Linked DNA regions of Homo sapiens: region 2 is linked to region 1. Evidence: read pairs that join two places in POLR2A ChIA-PET (ENCODE). Cell type or tissue: GM12878. All regions are shown on one strand. Links, peaks and the distances in the headings refer to the core of each region. The heading gives the core; the rest is flanking DNA. Region 1 has its middle 8.3 kb from the start of FSCN1. Region 2 overlaps RNF216 (ring finger protein 216).

Region 1 (8,328 bases), core at 276-8,275:
GGCAGGAGAATCTCTTGAATCCAGGAGGTGGAGGTTGCAGTGAGCTGAGATTGTACCTCTGCACTCCAGCCTGGGTAACAGAACAAGAGTCTGTCTCAAAAAAAAAAAAAGAAGTCAGTCGGGCACGGTGGCTCACGCCTGTAATCCCAGCACTTTGGGAGGCTGAGGCAGGTGAATTGCCTGAGCTCAGGAGTTCGAGACCAGCCTGGGCAACACGGTGAAACCCTGTCTCTGCTAAAATACAAAAAATAAGCTGAGTGTCACGGTGTGCACCTGTACTCGAGCTACTTGGGAGGCTGAGGCAGGAGAATTGCTTGAACCCGGGAGGCAGAGGTTGCAGTGAGCCGAGATCGTGCCACTGCACTGCAACCTGGGCAACAGAACAGAGTGAGACTCCATCTCCAAAAAAAAAGGAGTCAATCGTGTCAATCGTTAGGGAGCTGGTGGATTTATAGCCTGTAGTGACCACATCAGTGAGGCACTGGTGCTGGGAGGCACCTCAGAGGTCATCCCATTCAACCCCTTCACTGACTCACAGCTCAGAGAGGGCAAGAGACTTACCCAAGGGCACACAGCAAGTCGAGGGCACCAGCAAGGTCAGCACCCAGGTCTCCCGCACCTGGGCCCACGTGGTTTTCAGTCTGGAAACTGGAAATGGATATGAAGCCTTGGAAAATCCCAGCAGGGCAGGATGGGGGTGGCCCAGCTGTTTCACTATGGAAACAAAAGTCTTGTTTTCCTGGCTACTCCAGCGGGGCCGGGACGGAGGCAGATGTTTCTCTTCACCTGCCAGGAAAGTTTGGAAATTAAGCCCTCCTTGCAGGGAGGAAGGGACCCAGTGCTCTGGATTTTCAATTTAATGGGCTACCCAGGTCTTCGGAGTGCAGCCAGGGAAGCACAGAGGAAGCGCCCTGGAGAGGAAGCCAGAGATTTCCTGGAGGCGCCAGGGATGCAAGGAGTGGCCTGGAGAGGGAGTGAGGGAAAAGCAGCAGACGCCCCTAACTTCCTCCTCCTCCTTCCAACAGAAACCTGGTTTGGGGTTTTAGTGGAGACGTCTCGCCATGGCCGCCAGTGTAGACATTAATTGGTCTAATGCAGGCACCAGGTCCCCGGCTTCTTGCAGGGAGGGGCATGGTTTTAGGACAAGGCATGGCTTTAAAATAAAAAATTAATTGTTGTAAAATATGCATAGCATGACCCGGCATGGTAGCTCATTCCTTTAACCCCAGCACTTTGGGAGGCTGAGGTGGGAGGATCAGGTGAGCTCAGGGGTTCGAGACCAGCCTGGGCAACATGGTGAGACCCCGTCTCTACCAAAAATACAAAATTTAGCCCGGTGTGGTGGTGCATGCCTGTAGTCCCACCTAGTCGGGAGGATGAGGTGGGAGAATCACTTGAACCTGGGAAGTTGAGGCGATTTTTTAAAAAATTAATACTCTAGGCCAGGCATGGTGGCTCACGCCTGTAATCCCAGCACTTTGGGAGAGGCCGAGGCGGGCGGATCGCCTGAGGTCAGGAGTTCGAGACCAGCCTGGGCAACATGGTGAAACCTGGTCTCTACTAATAATACAAAAATTAGCCGAGCATGGTGGCATGTGCCTGTAATCCCAGCTACTTGGGAGGCTGAGGTAGGAGAATCACTTGAGCCTGGGAAGTGGAGGTTGTAGTGAGCCGAGATCGCACCATTGCACTCCAGCCTGGGGCGACAAGAGCGAAACTCTGTCTCAAAAAAAAAAAAAAAATCATAATACTCTTTTTTTTTCTTTTGAGATGGAGTCTTGCTCTGTCACCCAGGCTGGAATGCAGTTGCAAAATCTTGGCTCACTGAAACCTCCGCCTCCTGGGTTCAAGTGATTCTTCTGCCTCAGCTGCCCAAGTAGCTGGGATTACAGGCGCCCACCACCACGCCCAGCTAATTTTTGTATTTTTTTAAGTAGAGATGGGGTTTCACCATGTTGGTCTCGAACTCCTGATCTCAGATAATCCGCTGGCCTTGGTCTCCCAAAGTGCTGGGATTACAGGCATGAGCCACCATGCCTGGCTGAGGCAATTACTTTTTGCAGAGACAGGGTCTTGCTATGTTGCCCAGCCTTGTCTTGAACTCCTAGACTCATTCAATCTGTCCATTTTGGCCTCCCAAAGTGCTGAGATCGACCACGACCACACCTGGTCATAACTGGCTTTCTTTATATTCATATGCATTTTATCTTGTGCATTTAAAAACTTGATACTGTGAGAAGGTTCATAATTTCTCAAAAGTCTGTTTTAGATAGTGCTGGGGAGATGTGATGTCTGGAGCCCTGGCAGCTGCCTTGAGATTCTGAGGACCTGAGCCTGAAGGCAGAGTTCACCTGACAGGGAAGGCAGAGTGAGAAGTGGGGGAAGTTCCAGGGTCCTTTCCAGCTCTGTTACAGTGAACCAACCCTGGAAACTCCCCTCTTTGGGGCTTCTTGTTTCTTGCTATAATGAAACATCTTGCTGGTTAGCCAGTTGAGTTAGAGTTTTCTCTTTCTTGCATTTGAAGCTACCATGACTGCAAGAGGGAGTTCCCGAAGGGGTCTGGGAATGGCCCAGGGAAATAGGGGTGAGGTGAGACTCCACTGCCCCGACAGTGCCCATGTATGAATTAGAAAAAGTGGGCCAGGCGTGGTGGCTCACACCTGTAATCCCAGCATTTTGGGAGGCTGAGTGGGCAGATCATGAGGTCAGGAGTTCGAAACCAGCCTGGCCAACATGGTGAAACCCCATCTCTACTAAAAATACAAAAATTAGCTGGGCTTGGTGGCACACATCTGTAGTCCCAGCTACTCAGGAGGCTGAGGCAGAAGAATCGCTTGAACCTGGGAGGTGGAGGTTGCAGTGAGCCGAGGTCATGCCACTGCACTCCAGCCTGGGTGACAGAGTGAGACTTTGTCTCAAAAAAAAAAAAAAAAAAAAAAAGAAAAGAAAGAAAGAAAAAGAAAAAAAGTGGGCCAGGTGTGGTGGCTCATACCTGTAATCCCAGCACTTTGGGAGGCTGAGGTGGGAGGATTGCTTACAGCCAGGAGTTTGAGACCAGGTTGGACAACATGGTGAGACCTTGTCTTTACAAAAAAATACAAAAACCTATCTGGGCATGGTGTTGCATTCCTTTAGTCCCAGCTACTTAGGAGGTTGAGGTGGAAGGATCACTTGAGTTAAGGGAGGAGACCACCCCTCATATTGTCTTATGCCCAATTTCTGCCTCCAAAGAAAGAAAAAGTAAAAACTAAAAGGCAGAAATGAAAACCACAGGCAGACAGCCCAGCGCCACACCCTGGGCCTCGTAGTTAAAGATCGACCCCTGATCTAATCGGTGATGTTATCTATAGACTACAGACATTGTATAGAAATGCACTGTGAAAATCCCTATCTGGTTTTGTTCTGATCTAATTACCGGTGCATGCAGCCCCCAGTCACGTACCCCCTGCTTGCTCAATCACGACCCTCTCACGTGCACCCCCTTAGAGTTGTGAGCCCTTAAAAGGGACAGGAATTGCTCACTCGGGGAGCTTGGCTCTTGAGACAGGAGTCTTGCTGATGCCCCTGGCCAAATAAACCCCTTCCTTCTTTAACTCGGTGTCTGAGTTTTGTCTGCGGCTCATCCTGCTACAGAGTCTAGGAGGCAGAGGTTGCAGTAAGCCAAATTCACGCCACTGCACTCCAGCCTGGGTGACAGAGCAAGACCCCACCAAAAAAAGAAAAGAGGCCAGGCGCAGTGGCTCACGCCCAGCTAATTTTTGTACTTTTAGTAGAGACGGGGTTTCACCATGTTGGCCAGGCTGATCTCAAACTCCTGTCCTCAGGTGATCCGCCCACCTTGGCCTCCCAAAGTGCTGCGATAACAGGAGTGGAGGCTCAACTTTTTAAAGAAGAAAAGGACGAATCAGGACAGGAGACAATTACAAGCTCTGTTCATTCGGAATTCTCATTGGCTTACAGAAATAACTTTGGCTAGTGATTGGTTATATGTTGTAGACAGACCCACAGGGTGGATGGCGTCTGTGGCCACTTGGGCATTAGCTGGTCCAGAGCCCAGAGTCCATGTAGCAAGTAGCTTCAGGACGTAATTATTTAGCTCAATAGAAAGTGAGATGTGACTGCTGTTACTTTTTTTTTTTTTTGAGACGGAGTTTCACTCTTGTTGCCCAAGCTGGAGTGCAATGGCGCGATCTCGGCTCACTGCAACCTCTGTCTCCCAGGTTCAAGTGATTCTCCTGCCTCAGCCTCCCGAGTAGCTGGGATTACAGGCGTGTGCCACCAAGCCCGGCTAATTTTTGTATTTTTAGTAGAGACAGGGTTTCACTATGTTAGCCAGGATGGTCTCGAACTCCTGACCTTGTCATCCACCGGCCTCGGCCTCTCAAGGTGCTAGGATTACAGGCATGAGCCACCACGCCCGGCCTTTTAACTGCTGTTACTTTTTTTTTTTTAATCATTTTTATTCTGCTAGTTCCATAAAAGCAATGTAAACACCAGCATTCTATACATCTTGCTGGTGAACTCACATAATGCTTAGTTCCCTGATCCTTTGACCTCCTTGTCTTCTCCAGTTATTTTCTGTTTGGACCACTGGCCACAGGAATGGAGTGGGGTTGGGGCTTAGGAGAGAGCAATGTGGCTTTTTGGTATGACTTGTTTCATTGACTGCTGTTACATTTTAAATGCCTTTCTGGGCCTGATAATTTAAGGGGGCTGGCATTTCTCACATCAAAGGGCAAAGGGTTTTTTTGTTTGTTTCTCACTATTGCTCAAAAGCCACATGTGTCAAGGACAGCTCTTGTTAACGGGCAGAGAAGCTTATAGAACCTTTCCAGGGCTGGCGCGGTTGTTCATGTCTGGGGGACAAGAGCGAAACTCCATCTCAAAAAGAAAAAAAAAAAAAAGAACATTTCCAGGCCAGGCACAGTGGCTCACACCTGTAAGTCCCAGCACTTTGGGAGATTGAGGTGGGAGGATCACTTGAGGCCAGGAGTTTGAGACCAGCATAGGCCACATGGCAAGAACCCAGTTTCTACAAAAACATTTTTTTTTTAAATTAGCTGGGCTCGGTGGTGCACACTTGTGGTCCCAGCTACTCGGGAGGCTGAGGTGGGAGAATCGCTTGAGCCTGGGAGGCGGAGGTTGCAGTGAGCTGTGATCGCACCACTGCATTTCAGCCTGGGCAACAGAGGGAGACTCTGTCTCAAAAAAAATCAAATAAAGAAAAAAGAACATTTCCATTATTGCAGAATGTTCTATTGGACGGCGCTGGGCCAGATGCCTGCCCCAAGCCCTGGGACACCCAAACCTGGTGAAAGTGCCAAGCTCCCATCTGGGGGTGCTCACGGAAGGGGCCGGGAGCTGGGATTACAAGCGTGGAGGCAGGCGCCACCCCAGAGGAGGTGGGTGATGTCTGAGCCAGAGTCTTTGGGATGAGCAGGGCTTTGGCAGGCAGCTTTGTTGGGCAGGCAACAGGCACAGCAGGTGCAATGGCATCGAGGTTGGAGAGGTGGACTGGCGGGGAGAAGAGAAGGGAGGGTGGCAGGAGAGATGGGCAGAGGCCCCCCAGGAGCCCAGAGCCTTCAGGGCTTTGGGCCCTCTTGGGGCACTGGGGAGCCACGGGAGAAGTGTGGGGTGGAGAGGGGCGCCCTGGATTTGACCACCTTCAGGAACCTACCTTGGCTGCCCGGGTGGGTGGGATGGAGGTGATGAAGGTGGAGGTCGTAGCATTGTCACTGAGAGCGATGCTTATTCTGATTTTTGCCCCCGTGAGCCTCAGAAATCGGTCAGAACAGTGCTCGGGCTGGGCGTGGTGGCTCACGCCTGGAATCCCAGCACTTTGGGAGGCCGAGGCGGGCGGATCACCTGAGGTCAGGAGTTTGAGACCAGCCTGGCCAACATGGCAAAACCCCGTCTCTACTAAAAACACAAAAATTAGCTGGGTGTAGTGGTGCATGCCTGTAATCCAGCTACTCCAGAGGCTGAGGCCTCCCTGGGAGGCGGAGTGCAGTGAGCCAAGATTGTACCACCGCCCCTCCAGCCTGGGTAACAGAGTGAGACTCTGTCTCAAAACAAACAAAAAAGAACAAACCAAAACCAGTGCTCCAATTCACCTTGCTGAATTGGAGAAGAACAGGTGCCTGGGTCCTCCCGGCTGACGGTGACGTCACTATGAGCCACCACGCCTGGCCCGGTGGGTGTTTACAGCAGAGGTGGTTCAGGGAGGAGTGAGTGGCAGATGGTGCAGGCTCAGGGAGGAGTGAGTGGCAGGTGGGGCCTGAGGCCAGAGGCAGGAGGACCGTTCAAGACTGAGGTGTCTTGGGCACTGGTGCCGGGGCCGGGGAGAGCCCTGGCATGCCGGGCCCCGGCCCTCAGTGAAAGCAGGATGAGGTGGCGGCCAAGCAGGGAGGCCAAGGCCTGGCAGCAGCCGGCAGCCCCTCTCCTGGCAGGGACATCTTGGCAGGAGCCGGGCTCTGCCCAGGGCGCTAATGTCCTCTTAATTAGCCAGGCACTTGCCAAGCACTTGCCGCTGCGGCCTCACTTTGCAGAACGCACTTGGGTTTGGAGCAGGACCAGCATCGGCCACCGGGTGAGTAGGGGGGATGGCCAGGTGAGTACCATGGCCAGAAGGTGCGGCCTCTGAGTCCCCACTGAAGCCAATCCAGGCCCCGACCTCTGGTCATCATCAACAGAAGAGTGACAGAAACAGAAAAGATATCAAGGAACACGTTTTCAGGGCCAGATTCCAGGTCCCCCACCTATTTTCCTTTGCTCCTGCCTTGCCTGGCTCTGCCCCCTTGAACTCTTATTCACCCAGTGTAGGCATCACCTCCTCCTGAAGGCCCTCCTGGACTGCACAGTTAACTCTGGAGCCTCCCCTGCACAGGGCAGCTCATGTATGGATCCACAGGTGAGTTCCTGTCTTTGAAGGGTTACAGTTTAGGTCCTGGAGCAGTGGTGGGGAGGTCACACCTCCACCCACATCCCTCTTTGCAAATCCCATGGGAACTATGAGCCTGGGTCCCCCAAACTGCATGTTCCCCACTTAAAGCTGGGCCAGATCCTGTTTGCTGTATCCAGGCCTCAGTTTCCCTGCTTGTAACCAGAAGTCCATGCAGCCAGAAATTGTCAGGGAGCTGGGCACGGTGGCTCATGCCTGTAATCCCAGCACTTTCAGAGGCTGAGGCAGGAGGTTCACTTGTGATCAGGAGTTTGGGACCCCAGCCTGGGCAATACAATGAGATCCCTGCCTCTACCAAAAAATTAAAAACAATTAGCCAGGCCTGGAGGCATACACTTGTAGTCCTAGCTATTCAAGGGAGGCTGAGGTGGGAGGATCACTTGAGTCCAGGAGTTTGTGGCTGGGGTGAGCTCTGATTGTACCACTGCACTCCAGCCTGGGTAAGAGAATGAGACCTTGTTTTATTTTATTTTATTTTTATTTATTTTGAGATGGAGTCTCACTCTGTCACCCAGGCTGGAGTGCAGTGGTGCAATGTCGGTTCACTGCAACCTCTGCTTCCCGGCTTCAAGAGATTCTCCCGCCTCAGCCTCCCAAGTAGCTGGGATTACAGGCGTGTGCCACCACGCCTGGCTAATTTTTTGTGTTTTTAGTAGAGACAGGGTTTCACCATGTTTGCCAGGCTGGACTTGAACTCCTGACCTTAGGTGATCCATGCCCCCTTGGCCTCCTAAATTGCTGGGATTATAGGCATGAGCCACCGGGCCTGGCCGAGACCCTGTTTTAAAAAAATTAATCAGGTCCAGTGCGGTGGCTCACGCCTGTAATCCCAGCACTTTGGGAGGCCGAGGAGGGCAGATCACCTGAGATCGGGAGTTCGAGACCAGCCTGACCAACATGCAGAAACCCCGTCTCTACTAAAAATACAAAATTAGCAGGGCGTGGTGGCGCACACCTGTAATCCCAGCTACTTGGGAGGCTGAGGCAGGAGAATCACTTGGACCTGGGAAGCAGAGCTTGTGGTGAGCCGAGATTGCACCATTCCACTCCAGCCTGGGCAAAAAGAGTGAAACTCCATCTCAAATAATAATAATAATAATAATAATAATAATAATAATAATAATTGGTAGAGATGTTGGTAGAGGCAGGACAGTGGGAGTGACAGCCTGGTCCTGTCCTCCCGGGCTCTGGCTGACCATGCTGTAGTGTGGCTCAGGGCCCTGGAGGGCACAGCTGTCCTGTGGCCCTGTGGTCAGCCGGGAAGCCAGGCCTGGCAGGACTCCTGCCCTAGAATCAGCTCCTCCCACTCCCCAGGGTCCCATGCAGGGCGCTGGCCGTACCAGGCCTCCTCGCGGGTGCCACAGAGC
Region 2 (8,328 bases), core at 109-8,108, 110 kb after region 1:
GGTGGAAGGGGGTCCTGGAGTGCAGCGCTAAGGGTCTGGGGAGGTGGATGCTTGACGGGGGCAAAGGGCAGGCCTGGCTCCAGAAGCTGATATGGCAGCATTTTGGCTAGTTTGTGAGGTATAGGAAAAGTGACAGAAGTTACGCTCAGTTTTTGTAACCATGACTCACTCCAAGACTTTCTCAACAATAACCATATTTGTAGTATTAAAAAAAAAAAAAAAAAGAAAGAAGAAGAAAAGTGAAAGGCAAAACATCCAAAGCCGAGGAGGCAGGGCGCCTAGAAACCCACATCCCTTCTGTTGTCAAGTGATCAATAATTTCCCACTTTCTGGAGGCCATTTTCTAAAAAAAAACAAAAAACAAAAAACCCTAGGCTTGTAGTCAAGTAGTTTTCCTTTTCTCTTGGACTTCCTACAAGTTTTTAAAGCATAAGAAATGTAGTTTTAGGGCTGTAATTACATGATAGACTTGAGTAAAATCATTTAGATATGCAGAGTTTAATAAATAGTACAAAGGCCAGGCATGGTGGCTCACGCCTGTAATCCTAGCACTTTGGGGAGGCCGAGGCAGGTGGATCACCTAAGGTTAGGAGTTCAAGACAAGCCTGGCCTGCGTGGCAAAATTCCGTCTCTACTAAAAATGCAAAAAAATTAGCTGGGTGTTATTCCAGCCACTTGGGAGGCTGAGGCAGGAGAATCACTTGAATCCAGGAGGCGGGGGGTTGCAGTGAGCCAAGATTGCGCCACTGCATTCCAGCCTGGGTGACTCTGTCTCAAACAAAAAAAAAAAAAGAACAGAAAAGAGAAGAGAAGAGGAGGGCAGGTAACCCCCCTTATTTGCCGAGTTCACCTGTATTATATTTTACTTACATCTTTAAAGGTTTTATGGCCAGGCGCGGTGGGTGGCTCATGCCTGTAATCCCAGCACTCTGGGAGGCTTAGGCGGGCGGATCACCTGAGGTCAGGAGTTTAAGACCAGCCTGGCCATGGTGAAACCCTGTCTCTACTAAAAATACAAAAAATTAGCCAGGCATGGTGGTGCACACCTGTAATCCCAGCTACTTGGGAGGCTGAGGCAGGAGAATCTCTTGCACACAGGAAGCGGAGGTTGCAGTGAGCCAAGATCGCGCCATTGCACTCTAGCCTGGGCAACAAGAGTGAAATTCCATCTCAAAAAAAAAAAAAAAAGATTTTAAAGATCCTTTTTACTTCCTGTTTCTCTAAAAGCATGGTTAGCAATGCTCAGAAGCTAGGTCAGTTTTGGTGACTGACTGCTTTGTTAAGGTTTCCCAGGTAGTATTAAAGACCTGGAATCTATCAGCTGCTGCCACAGAATGAAATTCTCCTCTCCCTGCACCATCTACCACTTAGACCAGGGGAGGAGGCGCCACCTTCACCTCCCCTAGAAACTTCAGCAGCTCCCATCAGCAGTGCTTTCCCTGTACATCTGCAAGCATCACATAACCCTAAATAGTAAGCAGGACTGGCACTGTTATCCCATTCTACAGAAGAGCAAACAGAAGTCCACAAAGGCAGTGGGAAGTGCCCAGGGCTAGTGAGAGGTAGAGTGAAGATCTCGCCCTTCTCTGCTGATGCTCCTGCAATACAGCCCACACTAGAGCTCATGCCCCGACAGCCTGCAGGGATGTACACACGCATGTTCTGCCAGGACAGCTCTGCCACACCAGCCTGACACTTAATAACACATACGCACATGTGTAAAATGTACACATTCATCATGGAATTGCGATTTGGGGGCTGAAGACAACCTACAGATGAGTCAACTTGGACCCTGTGGTTCAGGGCTTATCCAGCACACAGCCAGGAGAGGCTGAAGCTCCACCTCCACACACCCCCTGCAGCACCTTTTCTGCCTGTCGTCTCTTCCCAGCTCACACAGCCGTGCAAAGAACTCTGTTCTCACGGGTTGATCTGCCATGTTTTTAAGTTCCGACAGAAGCACACCCATTTCTCTAACCGTGTGTGTAGACGGTGAGCCTGGGTGATCAACGTGACAGCACTTCTGCTCATGCCAACAGGGTGCTCTGCCAGGTCTACCCATGGTGAAGGGGAGACAAGCCACCTGACACCTCGCCACTCGGGCCGACGGCAGCATTTGACTGCTAGGACACTGTCTTGTGACCCACTTTACTCACTGCTCCTTACTTCTCAGTTATAAGCAGTAATTAGTAATGTCAGTGTTCCTGTTCTGGCTGGATTGCTCCTGGCTGGATTGCTCCAGGCCCATTAATGATACAAGAGCAGGAACAGATGAATGCGTAAGTGTACAAGAGAGGTTTCAAGGTTAAAGGCAGTAATGGAGAGAGCTATGGTGGGGGTGGGGAAGGCAGTGCTGGTGTGTGTAGAAGAGAAGGGGAGAGGGGGAATGTGTGTGTGAGAAAAACAGAGTATGTGTGTTAGTTTTAAGTCTATTCTTTAAAATGCCCAGCTTCTCCTTAGGGGCAACATGTATGGCAAAGCACAACTTCTTAGCGTCCTCAATCAAGTGAAGTAGAATCTTCTATCTGGCATGGACACATGGTTCTGGCCACCCGGCAGGGAGTCCATCAGTACTAACTCTAGACACCGGAGAGTTACTAGTGTATGAAATTGAGGTCAGAGGAAACTACACCAATATCTTTCAAACATATTTTCGATGTTTTAAATAACTTCTCTTACAGAAGGCAATGTCTGCTTGTTCAGCAGAACTGCTACCTTCCCACTTAATGCTTTTACAGCGGAAGTCAAGACAAGTAATGAAAGACAGACCCCAGGGGCCGACAGTCAGGCCCTCCTACTCTAGTGGAAGAGATACAATACTTTATATTGTTACAATTGCCTCTGCATACCTACAAATCTCCATGTTTTCAAGGAGGGATTTCAAAAGGTATAATTTCCGACATTCCTACCCAGAGTTTTGCTGAAAAATAGAATGACAGCAAGTAAGCCCGCAAATCATGCCTGGAAAAGGCTTAGCACGGCTATTTGAAAAATATTTGCTTGGGAGCTGGAAGAGGGAACTATGAATCGAGGCTGGCAGCCAAATGGGAATTTTTTAGTTGTTTATATGTACACTGCCTTCTAAGCAGACAAGGATTTGCCACTAAGCCTTTTACTTGTTCCTCACATACCAAAAGCTAACTGTTACACATACTAGGAAAGTAACAACTTTATTTGCTGATTTCACAACCCAAAGCAGACATTTTTAAAAAGCGGTCATAGCAACGCCGGGTGAATCAGAACCCATCCTTGTTAGTCAGACATACTCTGTGGGAAAAGGCAGCAGTTGGAAACAGTCTTGAATTCTAACTACTAAAAGCCATACTAATTCCCGCGGGGCCCTGACTTCTGGTCCAAGGTTTCTCACTGGCTGTATCCTGTCCGACAGTGCCAGAGCTTGTGCTGCAAGCAGAGCCCGTGCAGAAGGCGAGCGAGGAGAAAGGCAGAGCTGCTCAGTTCCAGCTCCTTCCACACACCACAAAACGCCATCCCTCGCCTCCAGCCCGAGGCAAGGCACTCCTTTTTAGGTGGTAAAATAAGCCTTCCAACACACCAGAAGAAATAGCTTGGAGTTTGAAAATACACAAGCATATTTTAATAATCACATTTCTATTTTTCAAGTTCTCTTAATACAAACAAAACAAAAATTCTTTTGCTCATGTTCAGACATGACTAAGTTAATGACAATGGGTATACAATGTGACACATGCACACTCCTCCCTTAACCCTTGGTGAGCATCCTCAAAAGCGATTCACTGCTACCCATTTCTTATCTATCCTTCCAAATAGATTTTATGTCTGTGTCAGCAAGCATCTCTTCCTCCTCCCATTTAAGACACAATTGTGGGCATATTGCACCCATTGTTCTACGTCTTGCTTTTTTCACTTAATATCTTGGAGACAGCTCCATATTTGCACAACGGGATTCCACGTCATTCTTTTAAACGCTATGGTATATGCTACGGGTTGGCAAACTACAGCTCACTGGCCAATCTGGCCCTCTGCCAATTTTTGTAAATATAATTATACTGGGACACAGCCACATTCATTTGTTTACATATTGTCTGTGGTTACTTTCACGCTATAAAGGCAGAGTTAGGTAGCTGGGATAGATACCATATGGTCCGCAAAGCCTGAAATATTTACTACCTTGCCTTTTACAGAAAAAGTCTGCTGACCCCTGGTATGGATGTTTACAGAAAAAGTCTGCTGAACCTCAGTATGGATGCTGACCCCCCGGTATGGACCTCCACTGTACTGAGGTACCAAAATGTACTGAAATTGTTCCCTGCTGATGGGTATTGCATTGGATTTCCTTAAGAATAAAATTAAACTCCTTTAATGCTAAGAAGCTCCAAGACATTTGAGGAAGGAAAGAGCAGGAACTAGCTAGGAAGAAGCCGGCATGAAGAAGCCAAGCTTAAAGAGGGAACTTCAGAGCAAGCTACAACCTCCCCAAGTGTCAATTCCTCTTTTTAGAGGAAGTAAGAAGGGAACTGTAGGTCTTTTGATAAGAGGAAATTCCCCTTTGCTATATCAAAGCTGCTCCCTGTGCTTGTGTTGTTCTAAAGTTAGGCAAGACTGCCTGAAGCATACTGTGACCAAATTAGGAAGCAAGAAGGCTGATGTCTCTAAAGCTGGTCACCCATGGCCAGGCAGCCCAGGCATGCAAAGACAGAGATGGACGCGGGTAGAGACTCTCTGGCCAACAAGGAGATGCTATTTGCTTAAGAAATCAGCCTTAAAAATGACACAACGAAAATTAATAACTGTTCTATAAGATGGAATTCACTTGCTGTTGTTGACCAAAAAAACAAAGGCTTCCAACATTTCCACAAGCAAAGAACATGAGAGAAGCACAGTGAGACGAATGCTCCCAGGCATCATGGGTTTATTCCAAAGGCAGTAAAGGTCTTGGAAAGTGCCAAGGAAATTATACCACTTAGCTCTTTGATAGATCAAGATAGTCAGTTTTACACTATTGAGAAAAGAAGAATCCAGAAAGGTCTTACTAAAAAGGGCATTTTGTAAACTTTCCATTTTAGGACGGCCTACTCAATTTCTTTATTTGCTGGAACAGTTTTCAAACAAGTCTTTCAGCTTCAAAACAAGGTCTAGGTATGCAGTACTTGAATCATTCACACTGAGCTTGCTTCCGCCACTGCTACTCAATGATATTCTCTTTAAGGAATGACTTCTGAGTTAACTTTTGATTCAGATCCAATGAGCTCAGAATCTATTCTGACCACGAGCACTATCTGGGTAATAACATTTGACCTTGAAATCCCTGCTTTCCTCCAAAACTTCCAGATCAGCAAGATTCTTGGACACAATTTTTATTCCCTTGGCAATGTGCTTAGTTCAGTTCCAACATCTGCTATGAGATCAGACAGTCAGAATTAAGGTAAGTTTAAACGACAAAACAAATCTCAGTTCTTGTTTATAGGAAAACCTTCAAGGGCTCCAAGCCAAAGGATGAGGCCCACTTGTGGCGCAATTTGAGGACCTGCCTGCCCTGGAGCAGAGATGTGTATGGTGGCCATGCCCTTCAGCCTATGGAAAGTACATTCTCTGTAGCTGCGTAGCTTGTGTTGGGCTGGTCTCCTGGTCTGCCAGGGTGCACTGGGCAGAAATTTTACAGCCACTCTCTCAAAGTGTTCTAGGTGTTGTCAAAATAGCTAAGCATTTGTCTACTAACTACTCCTGTTTTGATTTTGAACATTTATTTATAATCATCTAAAGGACCCAAGCATTTTATAGAAAAGACAATATACTTTCCAAAGACCCTGGTTAACTGACATACAAATCCACCAACTAAGAACTGTATTTCTATTAGTTAAGGCTTCTGTGGCTCAACTTTAACTGAGCCAAAAAATACACTAATGGGCCAATGGGGACACAGATGGGTTAGGGAACTACCCCTGAACCCAAAGTTCATATATAGCCAAGAAGTTCAATGACTTCAAGCTACACGAAGTTAGCACTTAACCTATCCACGGTTCTTCATCTGTACAACAAGCATGTCTGGGTTATATGACCTCCTGGGTCCGGCTTATAAATCTAACATCTACAACTGCAAGTCAAGAGTACCAAATACCAATATACAAAACCACCTGCGCAGACCCAGTGCAGCAACTTGTACCAAGGTTTGAACCACACATTCACACGTCCAGCAGCCACAGAGACGAAAACGACACGCCAGCCTGTCCTGACCTCACACTCCCCAGTCTGAGGGCCCGGCAGAAGCGCCACATCGCCTTCCTCTCCTGTTTTTTCTTATGGCTGCTGCTGCCTCGGAGCCCGGACTAAGCAAGGCTGTTAGGCACGGGGTGAGCACGGTTGCGCCTACTGCTGAGAGTGCCTCTCCCTGCCGGTCTCCTGCTCTCTCTCTGCAGAGCAGAAGACACCGCAGCTATAGACAAGTTCTATTGCCCTTTTATGGTAGAAAAATGAATTGCTTGCTAGCAGTGGTGCCGAGAGAGATGACAGAATGGAAAGTTGTCATTTGTTGTGGTTTTGGCAGCCACAGAATAGTGTTCTCCCCTAGTCATCCTCGGATGGATGGTGCACACCAGGCATTCACAGAGGGAAAAGCAAAACCCCTGGTCAAACTGTTCCCTTATGTGTTCTTCCCTTGCTTTGCCTGTAAACGGATGTGTTTATTTATGAACAGTGTCAAGCCCCATTGTGGAAATGTACTTTTTACAAAACAAGGTATCAAAAGGCTGTTTGTGTTGCACTGAAAGACTAAGCAGAGGTGCCACAGAAAACATGTTTCCCGTCAGAACGCATCCAAGGAACAGACTTCATTTCCTCACACAACAAGGATGTAGGACTAGGCTGGGAAGGGAGGGTACCCCACTTGAAGGAGGGGCTGTGGCTCTCAGCACAACCCAGCACGGCCTTGATCCCTGACTCCCAGGAGGCACGGAAGGACAAGAAAGCAGCCACCAGCTCCAGACAAATCCAGCCCAAGGGGAAACACACTGACATCCACAGTCCATGTGGTGACGAAGAGCAGTTGGTACCGCATGGCTTTAAATTGTTTGTATTTCTGTCAGGAGGCCCATGGAAAAAAAGCAGGGCTCTCAGCAGCTGGGAAAACATGTTGCAAAAGGAGAATTAAGCAATTCTCTGTATGCACATCACAGAGAAATTAAGCTGATCTGAGTGAGAGAAATTAAGCTTATTCGACATGCCTTCGGCTGGAAAACAAGCCTTTTTAAATGACTGGGAAAAAACTTGTGAAGGTTACATGGTTTCCTCCTTATGTAAAGCACCTGAGGACTAAAACAAATTCACTGGCCGGTGGGAATGCAGCAAAGCAGCAACTGCCCAATGATCTACTCCAGGGCACCCACACACACCACAGGAAGGAGGAGCAGGCCGGGGCAGCCTCCTAGACACGCGTGCCCAAGATCGTGTCCTATGGTCTCGCTTCGGCCGCTCTTCACCAAAGCCTCTTCCTTGGCTGCTGCCATCCTCGCTTTTGACTACTGCCCCACGTCTCCCCTCTTGCCCCCAACCTGCCCTTAGAACCAGGTTCCTTCAGGCCAAATCCCACCTAGGTCTTCTGGAAAATGGGAAAAGTAATCACAGCAAATACCTGCAACATTGTACGAACGGGCTCTGGGAGGGCTGTAGGAGGACGGCATGTCCCCAGGTTACTAGAAATGACTTGCCATAGTGACTACATTGGCAAGGTGTTCCAATTCCCTTGATATTCTATATCTGATCTCTCCCTCCCTCCCACTCCCTTTCAAGGATCTACAAAATTCACCCTCCCACAAGCAGCATGTGATCCCACTGTGTCCCTCCATTACGCCAGCAACAGCTCCAGGGACGGGGGTAGGGGAAGTCTCCAAAATAAAATCCACCCTCCTTGTTTTGTTCTGCATTGCAAAGCCCTCAACAGGGTCTATTTATCTTCAAAGTCCTGCTTCCTTCTGCTCTGGACACACCTGTCTACTTGCTGACCCTTCACCCAGCTTTGCTCGTGTCATTCTCTGGGCCTGGAGTAAAGTTCTCCCCATCTCCGCCAATAAGACCCCACCACGGCCTGGTCAGGCCCAGACCCATGTCGCTCATGCAGAGCCGCATGTTCCTCACAGCAGTCACCATCACTCTCTCATCCCACTGATGGTCAGTTAGGGCCGTGGTTGCCCTTTCTCTTTCTTACTCCCTTTGGCACAGAAATGCTCAATACATATCTGCTGAACGAACGACCAGACTTCAACCAAAGCAGAAATCAGCCCACATGTCTCCATATAGGCAGATGACAGGCAGCTGGTAATGATCGTGTTTAGAGGAGAAGATGAAGTGTCAGGC

The links. ChIA-PET counts read pairs that join two places held together with the same protein. Peaks named below come from ENCODE experiments on the same cell type or tissue, not always from the same donor. Only the 100,000 strongest peaks of a DNase experiment are listed, where the experiment ranks them.
Region 2: POLR2A ChIA-PET joins it to region 1 with 11 read pairs; 17 of 35 experiments call an interaction of 5 or more read pairs at or near these places.

What each region holds. Positions count from the first base shown.
Region 1 is chr7:5,580,314-5,588,641 of GRCh38, forward strand. No RefSeq gene overlaps it. Among named protein-coding and RNA genes, the nearest start is that of FSCN1, 8.3 kb to the right of the region's middle. RefSeq lists enhancers at 2,418-2,577, 6,437-6,936 and a silencer at 3,969-4,058. In GM12878, for the core only: no CTCF peak of the experiment used is centred there; DNase peaks (open chromatin) are centred at 2,480 and 4,772; H3K4me3 peaks cover 1,303 bases; H3K27ac peaks cover 2,724 bases.
Region 2 is chr7:5,689,156-5,697,483 of GRCh38, forward strand. The region is part of intron 13 of RNF216 (ring finger protein 216); the gene reads right to left. Among named protein-coding and RNA genes, the nearest start is that of RNF216-IT1, 13 kb to the left of the region's middle. RefSeq lists enhancers at 6,061-6,300, 6,930-7,430, 7,431-7,931. In GM12878, for the core only: no CTCF peak of the experiment used is centred there; DNase peaks (open chromatin) are centred at 4,546 and 6,496; H3K4me3 peaks cover 4,056 bases; H3K27ac peaks cover 7,092 bases.